Linked DNA regions of Homo sapiens: region 2 is linked to region 1. Evidence: chromatin loops called from intact Hi-C (ENCODE). Cell type or tissue: PC-3. All regions are shown on one strand. Links, peaks and the distances in the headings refer to the core of each region. The heading gives the core; the rest is flanking DNA. Region 1 has its middle 19 kb from the start of EPYC. Region 2 has its middle 17 kb from the start of KERA.

The links. Hi-C counts contacts between places; a loop is a spot of excess contacts. Peaks named below come from ENCODE experiments on the same cell type or tissue, not always from the same donor. Only the 100,000 strongest peaks of a DNase experiment are listed, where the experiment ranks them.
Region 2: a loop joins it to region 1, with 2.5 times the contacts of the local background. A loop is called at or near these places in 1 of 110 quality-filtered maps.

Annotation. Positions count from the first base shown.
Region 1 is chr12:91,021,356-91,025,760 of GRCh38, forward strand. No RefSeq gene overlaps it. Among named protein-coding and RNA genes, the nearest start is that of EPYC, 19 kb to the left of the region's middle. In PC-3, for the core only: no CTCF peak of the experiment used is centred there; a DNase peak (open chromatin) is centred at 2,196; H3K27ac peaks cover 1,143 bases.
Region 2 is chr12:91,072,765-91,077,169 of GRCh38, forward strand. No RefSeq gene overlaps it. Among named protein-coding and RNA genes, the nearest start is that of KERA, 17 kb to the left of the region's middle. In PC-3, for the core only: no CTCF peak of the experiment used is centred there; a DNase peak (open chromatin) is centred at 2,287; H3K27ac peaks cover 367 bases.

The sequences.
Region 1 (4,405 bases), core at 73-4,072:
GTTGTTCCCTTTGTTTTCTATGTGCTTTTCCTCCTTGCAAAATACCACCACTGATCATTTATGCCTCAGAGAGACCTTCATAGTTTCTCCTCACTCAAATATGTTTCCTGTTGTTTTTTTCCTCCATAGTATCCTGCTTTATTTTCCATATCACTTGTTGAATATTTTGTATTTATTGTCCAATTTAATTTCCCCAAAGTGGAATTCTATGGTGACAACAATCATGTTTTACTTTCCCATCTCTGTCCCTGGAGCAAGGAAAGGTTCCAATCAATGTTTGTTGAAAGAAGAATGATTAGCTTCAACTCAATTTCGTTGAGTGGAATTAGTGCAGAAGTACATCAGATCCAAGTAAAGACCACCCAAATCACCTGTTTCCTCCAACATCCACAGCTTCTATGGCTAGAAACAGTACTTGGTACTGGTGACTATTTGGTACACCTCTTGTCCTCTTGTGAACACTTCTGGTACCACTTACTGAATGCTTGCTTTTATGAAGTACCATTCTAGCCACTCAGTGAGAAATACTTTGAGTTTTCCTAACTTTTCTCCCATTCATCATTTTATAATAGCCTTTCCTTTATTCCTTTAAGAAGTGTTTATTGAATGTTGACATATAAGTCATTGATTGGTATTTTGAAATCTAAAATGAATAAGAAAAGATAAAAGCTGCAGAGCTGGAGAGATTGGAAGAAGGCAGAAGAGAGAATGTAATACCAATTCATCATTCTATATATGTGTGTGTGTGTGTGTGTGTGTATACACATATATATATATAAAATTCGGTCCAAATATACATACATACACACATGCACGTGCACACACGCACACACACACACAGAAGACTAGAGGGAAATACACCCAGAGATTAACAATGTTTATCTATATGTGCTAAAATTACAATGAAAATGTAAAAAGTTCTTTTTTATGCAATTTCCACTTTTCAAAGATTTTAGGTCCTAAATTAAAAAAAATGTTATCTGCCTTCAACCCTTTCTAGATCTTAGCAAATTATCTATTGAACTATGCTACCTGGAAAATCCAAAGCTCTTAAAGTTTTCAGTTATAATTTATTATAGTATTCAGATCAGTATTAAAGTCAAAAATCTCTGGAATGTATTAATTATTTTATAAATATTTTTCATGATGAAGATTATTATTATTGGAAACAGGGCCTCACTTTGTCACCCAGGCTGGAGTGCAGTGGTGCAATTATGGCTCACTGCAGCCTCAACTTCCCAGGCCCAGCTGATCCTCCTGCCTCAGCCTCCCAAGTAGCTGGGCCAACAAGCCTGAACCACCATGCCCAGCTAATTTTTGTATTTTTAGTAGAGACCGGGTTTGGCCATGTTGCCCAGGTTCTTTTTGAACTTCTGGGCTCAATCAGTCTACCCTCTTCAGCCTCCCAAAATGCTGGGATTACAGGTGTGAGCCACCATGCCCAGCTATTGATTCTTATATCAATAGCAAATGTAATATTTTAATCTCATGTCTGATTTACCCTGTAATTGTATTTCTCAGTTACTATTGAGTATTACCAGGCTTAGCAAATAAAAATACAGTATACCCAGTGAAATTTGAATTTCTAATAAATGACCATTTTTTATTATAAGTATGTTCTGTGATATATTTGGAATGTATTTATACTAAAAAAAAATTACACATTGCTTACCTGAAATTCAAATTAACTGAGCATGCTTCATTTTGCTGCAAACTCTAATTAGTTCAGGACTTGAATAGGAAAGAGGAAAAATAAATTTTTTCACACCCTAACAAATCACTACAAAAGTTGCTCATAGAAGCTTGCAAATCTTGGAATCTCTAGAATGGCATGGAATATAAAATTCATCAACAAAAGTAAATGTACAATACTTAATACCTCTCATGGGGAATTCAAATGAAGTTTCATTGAAGGTAACTGAATCTAACTTAATCAAGGAGAATTTGGGAGAATATGTGTAGAGGCTTGGGGTAGTGGGAGTGGGTCAAAGGACCCACTCCCTTGACCTTTGAAGTCTCCCTTTTAATCCTTTGAAATCTAAGGTGATATCCTTGAAGTAGCCTGAAATCTTAAAGGCATGTGTTTTAAGGCATAGTAGAGGCTAGGATTTCTGTAAAGTGTGCATAAAGAATTTTCTGTGGTTTATAGTGGCCAGCATGAGTCAGTATGTAACATAAGAAGGTATTTGTGGGTTCTGTTATAGCAAAGTCTATTTTAAGCAGATTTGTGACCAACATCCTCCTGTAAGAGTTAGCTAGGTATGTGATATAACTCAGGGTAAGTGTCAATGTCCCTTATGTCAGGGTTCTCCTAAGAAACAGAACCATCAGAATATATGTATATATCTCATAGAGAATTATTTTAAGAAATTGGCTCACAGAATTATGGGGGCTGGCAAGTTCCAAATTTCTAGGGCAGGCCAATAAACTGGAAACAGGCTGGAGGTGATGTAGCTTTGAGTCTAAAGTTTGTAGGGCAGGATGTCATGCTGGAAGCTCAGGCAGAATTTCTATATTACAGTCTTAAGGCAGAGTTCCTTCTTCTCTGCCAAACCTCGGTTTTCCCATTCAAGGCCTTCAACTGATTGGATAAACCTCACCTACATTATGGAGACTAATCTCCTTTATGTCAAGTCAACTGATTGTAGATGTTAATTACATTTACAAAATACCTTAGTAACATCTAGACTAGTGTTTGCCCAAACTACTGGACATTTATAACCTAGTTAATTTAACACTTAAAATTAACCATTACACCAAGCTAGATGCTGACATTCTGCCTTGACCACTATTCCTCTTCCTGGTAGATTTTCCCAGGGAGTTCCACATATGAGGAATATCAAGAAGAAGGAAGTTAAATACGGCATTATTATTAGCCTGTATACTTCCTGATATCTTTGGTAAGCTTTTTGGGTAATCTCAGTCATCATCCTAAAATGTGACCATTCAGAAGAATAATTTACCCTTTGGGGGTGGAAGAGCTGGAAGAAGATGTGGAAGAAAGTGTGGGAGAAGCTTCAGATGCATGCCTTTAGCAGAGATATCTGTGAGCAGACTTATGAGAAGACAACCTGTGCCTGAAGGGGTTGCAGAATATAAGTAAAATTAGAATGTATTCAAAGTCCAACTAATCATTGCCTTTCTCAAACCGGCCACTCCTTTTGAAAGAACCTAAATCCAATTAAAACAAGCTAAGACATAGAATCCTTATCTTTTTCCTCCTGCAGACCCTCTTTTAAGTCAGCAGTGTGGGGCTGCCTTGCTAAGGGCCTGAGTTCCCATTTTCTTGGTTGAAGATAGTAGGTAAACAGTGGCAGGGATAGGGATCTTACAGGATATTTGGAGAGAGAAGCCATGGGAAAAGGCTGTCTGAGAAGGTAAGAGATTGGGGTAGTTGCAATCTGAATAATAAAGAAAGGTAATCTCATTTTATAGTTACAGGCTAGTGTGGCTTAGTAATGCCTTGTTTAAATATATGAATCAACGCAACATTTTCCAAAATTCACTATTTCCAGACCACTTTAGTGATTTTCATCATATCCATATAAATCAATTATATCACTTAATCTTTTATAAAATCAAATGCAATTTGATTCCTTTAAAAATGTAGCCTCATATTGTCTAACAATTTATGTGAAATCATGGGTGATGTTGTGAGTGTATGTATGACATTAAAAAATAAATTTTAAACTTATAAATGCAAACTACCTAAATCTGTAGCTCATACAGCGAATTGGGAGTATACCTTACTTTTAATAAAACATTAGTTTTATGTAAGTGAAAATTTAGTTTTTAAACAGGTATTTCCTAAACGCTAACTGTCTCAATAAATATGTCAATTATGTTATTAGTTTTCCTATGCACCGTGATTGCAGAATAACTGAGGCAGTCAAAATTCCTGTTTTAATTGAGTTTACTTTTCAAGTTGGGGTAACACACGAAAAAGAATATTTTAAATAATGATATAGTCTATAAAAAAAAAAGGTTAAAAGAAAAGTAAGTTACTGAGAGGGTGAATTTTTATATTTAATGTGGCTGGGTAAAATCAATATTCCCTTCTTGAAAATCATTCAGAGGCAACATGAGGGATACAAAATAGAAACATTAAGTCTCTTCTATAAAAATAAATGAAAAAAAGCACAGATGTATTAGCAAGAACCCTAACATATTAAAGAGAAGAAAGGATTGTCCAAATAGTGCATACCAATAGGGGTATAGAGAAAGTATCCTTGTGGTTGCAGAACTTAATTAAAAAGCCATAAGCATGGCTTACTGTTAAGTAAGTGGCACAATCCTAAGATTCAAAAGCAACAGTTTCTTGTTTGCCAAATTGGCAATAGGGTGCCTGGACTGATGGGAGTGGGGATGCTTCTCCAGGGCTGGCTTAGTTTTAAGAATGAAAAGA
Region 2 (4,405 bases), core at 180-4,179, 52 kb after region 1:
TATGTGAGACTATTCTTACGTTTTATAACCTCAAAATGTCGCACAATCAAAACTTCCCCCAAATGTAGTTCAAACATTTGGATTTTTTAATACTTAACTTTTATACTATGAAGATTCCATGGAATTTTATCTATCACATCATTTTAACTGTGTCTATTAATTCTGAAGATCTTATTTCTAGAATCCTTAACATTGAAGTCTTTGTGTGTATATGATATTGCTATTACTGAAAATGGGTTTCTCTTACTGAACAAGAAGGAAAAAAACAATATCAAATTAAAATTTTATGCAAGTTTACACTGTAATTCTGTCTAGGGAAACATGATCCACTAGGCGCATGAGATTGCACAGTATCAAATGACCATCTGAAGCTCTTTGAAATATGCTTTGCACAATGAAATCAACCACAACACCTTAACTAAAGGACCGCTACAGAGGGTTTTTAAAAGATGTGTTTTCTTGCTTCCAAAAACCACAAAATACTTTCTTCATATCAGTTGAAATTTTGTAGTGAGCTCAAACATTTTGTTTACAGAGGTCTGTATCCAAAATGACACAGCCTTTATTTATATCTTGTATATTTTCTATTATAGTTGAAGTTATTGTTATATTTGCTTAAAATCTGACTAAAGATTATAAAGTTATAGAAGGAAAATGGAGGGAGGGAAATTGAACAAGAATGCACATTTTATAGAAAAGAATTCTTGTAAAGTAAAGCTGTTGGATTCTAAAGTGATTTGGCCAGGAATATGTACCACTAAGCACTTTTCTCCCTCATGTAGAAAACTGCAGATTTTATTTCAAGTATTTGAAAGTTAGAAAGAACTGGCCACATAATCTACTATACATTTTACAGATTTCTCCAAAGCCAGCAACTTAATTCTAAACATTGTTTTCAGCCAAAGGGCAATAAATATCTTCACTGTTAAATTTATTTTCAACTGCTGAAAATGGCCTTAACCTGTTGGCTTCATAAATTGAAAACTCACTCTCTACACTCATTTCTAGGATTTCTGTTCAACTCTATAAACTTCATGCAAGACTATTTGAATTCTTTGGCTTTTTAAGTCATTTAATAGCCAACTAATTGCATTACCTTTAACATATTCACTCTCTTAATGTTCAAGATAGTGCCCCAAAGTAATTTTTACCATATTCTTTACAAATTTCTGAATTCCTAGAAGACAAGAACAATAATCTAAACTCGGATTTCAAAAACAATGTTTTCTATTAATAATCCCCACAAAAAAATAAAAAGAAGCCAATTTTTAAATGAGGGTTCCTTCTAGAATATTTTAATATCCTTTCACTACCCTTACCTAAGGAATTGTTACAGTTTAGAATCATCCTGACAGCTTGTCAAAATTTCATGTTGCTGAGCCCTAACTTCAGAGGTTCTGACTTAGGCTTGTGAGGGAGCCTAGAAATTTGCACTTTTATCACGGCTCCAGGGTGTTGCAGATTCAAACTGGCCAAGCATAACACTCTGAGCAAATCTGCTCTACATTTTTTACTGAATTATGACTTCTGATCTCAACTATTTTTCCCACTGCTTCTTGGGAGAGCAGATCCTAGGGCAGAAGTATTCAAAACTGTTCTTTCTGCTATATTACAATATGTTAGTCAGGAGTTACTTGAGCTTGAAGTGGAAGGCAGGGCATAGAATTTCACTCTGTCACCTCTGAAATACAGCCTTGTTGTCCTTTAAAATTTAGAACTTTCCATAGCCTATGAGATGAGAGAGAAAAAATAAAGAAACTCCAAGTTTACTCTGCTGCCAATTGGCTGCTATGCCAATGTGAGGACGGTGACGAAAAACCTTTGTCGTTTTCTTGCCATTTTCACCAGATGGACTCTATCGTAACAATCAATTTTTTAGAAAAGCCCCTAAGGGTGGGTGGGGTGAGTCGTAGACAAACTGTCAGCTCCAGTGTTGACAGGATCCTTATTTCTGGGAGTTGCATTTCTCTCTTGGAAAACTTATAACCGCTGTTGCAAAAGCTATTAATTAGCCTTTACTATTAATTCGTTATGCTCATTTATTTGTTAACATGAGTTTATTCCCAGGGCATAGAGAAAGGAAACTTCACTCTTCTCCCAACTGGTCTAACATAACAGATGCCTTAGCACATTTAGCAGACTTGAATTGCAGGTGGAAAACCACTTTGTGTTCCCCAGACCTAGCACATTTTGGCAAAAGTCTTCTGCTCAGTAATCACTTGAATAAATGGGAGATAAACACCACTTCCATAAAACTCATATTCTAAATGGATGAGTAAGAGATGTGTAAACAAACGTAACATAAGGTACAAAGGGGAATGTGGCATGAAGCAGGGGTAAATATAGAGTTCAGATAAAAGAAAAGAAGAAAGAGAGAGAGGAGAGAGAGGGCAGGAAAAGGGAGGGGAGGGAAGGGAAGGTAAAGGAAAAGAAGGGGATGAAAAGAGAAGAAAATCAGGGCAAGAGAAGGTCATTTGATTTTATAATGGGAGACAATAATGACTTTATGGAAAAAGTGGCATGGAAAGTGACCCTAAAGTGTTGGTACAAGGGCCTGGGAACGTGGGAAATATTAAAAGTGATGAGTGGTCAGACTGGGTCTTTAAAGGAGTATAGTTAGAATTATTGCTAATAAACACCTCACTAGATCCTGCATTTGGTTAATCAGTATTTAGTCAAGTAGAGGTTCTCTAGGGCATTGAAAAGGCTTTATTGGGCTGAAGGGAGCAAGAGAGTATTTAAAACAAAACAAAAAAGTTTGCACCAAGCACCTTTAGAGTTTGTTACAAAAGATAAACTTCTCTTATTTCACCTACCTAATCATTTAAGAGACCGAGTGAAAAGTTTTCTTTACTTTCTACTCAGAAACAAAAAAAGCAAGCCAAGTTCGTCTCTAAAAAAAAAATAAAAGATTTTTTAAAAAGTCTTGCAGGTACTACATTTTCCCCCTCTTCTAGGTGTGTTTCAGCTTCTAGGAAAAGAATACATACCTTGGTAAAATTATCTTAAATATCACAACTTATTGATACTATTGTAGTTCCTGTAAGCAGAAAAAAATTGCATAGGTTCTCCCCAAATAAACAAAAAGTGTTGTGTCATTTTCTAGAATTTGTGCACATTTAATTTATGCCAAATAAATTGTATTTATTTTATTTATTTTTATTTTATTTTATTTCTTTTGATGGCGTTTCCTTGCATACTTTTTCAACAATGCAGGAAAACACATGGAATAAGGAATCTGGCCTCTATCAAATTATTTCTGTTTATTGTAGATTTTTAACATTTGTTTTTCCTTTTAAGTTTTCAATTTCCTGTATCCAAGGAGAAAAAGATATTGAATGATGGCCACAACCAAGGGATCATCCTGTCTTTATTCTGTCCTGCATTCCACTCCTCTTCTCCACTCCAGGAATTTGGAGAATAAATGCACAGAAGTCAAGATCATACAAATACACATTTCTGAGACTTTTTTTTCCCCCAGTGTTCCTCAGTAACAATGTTGACCTGCAGAGAAGGCACCCTTTTCCTAGGCTATAGGCGGGCATCAGAGGCTAATAACACTAAAGGCAGCCTTAACTTTTCCCCAAGACCATACCTAAATGTTAATTTTCTATTTTATATTATTACAAAGGTGAAAATGGTGAGCCCTAGACAAAGGTCTGGAAGGGAAAATTTCACCCTGTGCCTTCCCACTGAGTTGTCAACTTATAAGAAGGCAAACTAACAAGCAAATGTAGCTTTTGTGAGAAAGAGAAAGAGAGAGACAGGAGACAGAGAAGACAGATGATGAGGAGAGGAGGGAAGGGAAGTGCAGGGAGGAGAGGAGGAGAAGGAGACGGAGAAGGGAGGGAAAAGTAGGAGAAAGGAAGAGGAGAATGAGAGAGGAGGAGGCTGGAAGGGGAGGATGAGGGGACAGGAGAGGACAGGAGAGGAGAGGAGAGGAGAGGAGAGGAGAAAGAGTTCCTTAAGAGATTAGAAATCCTGAGAGATATAAATAATATCCCAGTACCTTTAGTACCATAAATGTCTACAAATCTAACAAATAACTCCTAAGTGAGTGCCAGAAACTATTCTAGACCCTGAATATATAGCACTGGGAATAACAGACTACAATTTCTGCTTCCATAGGACTTATATTCTATTAGGAGTAATGTAATAATAAGAGAATATAAGTAAGTAAAATGTTTATGTTAGATGGTGACAAGTGCAGGGCAGTGAGATAGGGTGTGAAGGGGTTTAAAATTTAGTTAAAGGAGTCCAATTAGGGGGATATTTTGTAATTATATGAATGAGGCAAATCATCGAATCAATTTAAGTTTTGGGGGAATACTATCAAAATCAACTCTAAACATAGAGGAAGGTTTATTAGGAAGATACCGAGGTCACTTGCATAACTAAGGAAGAT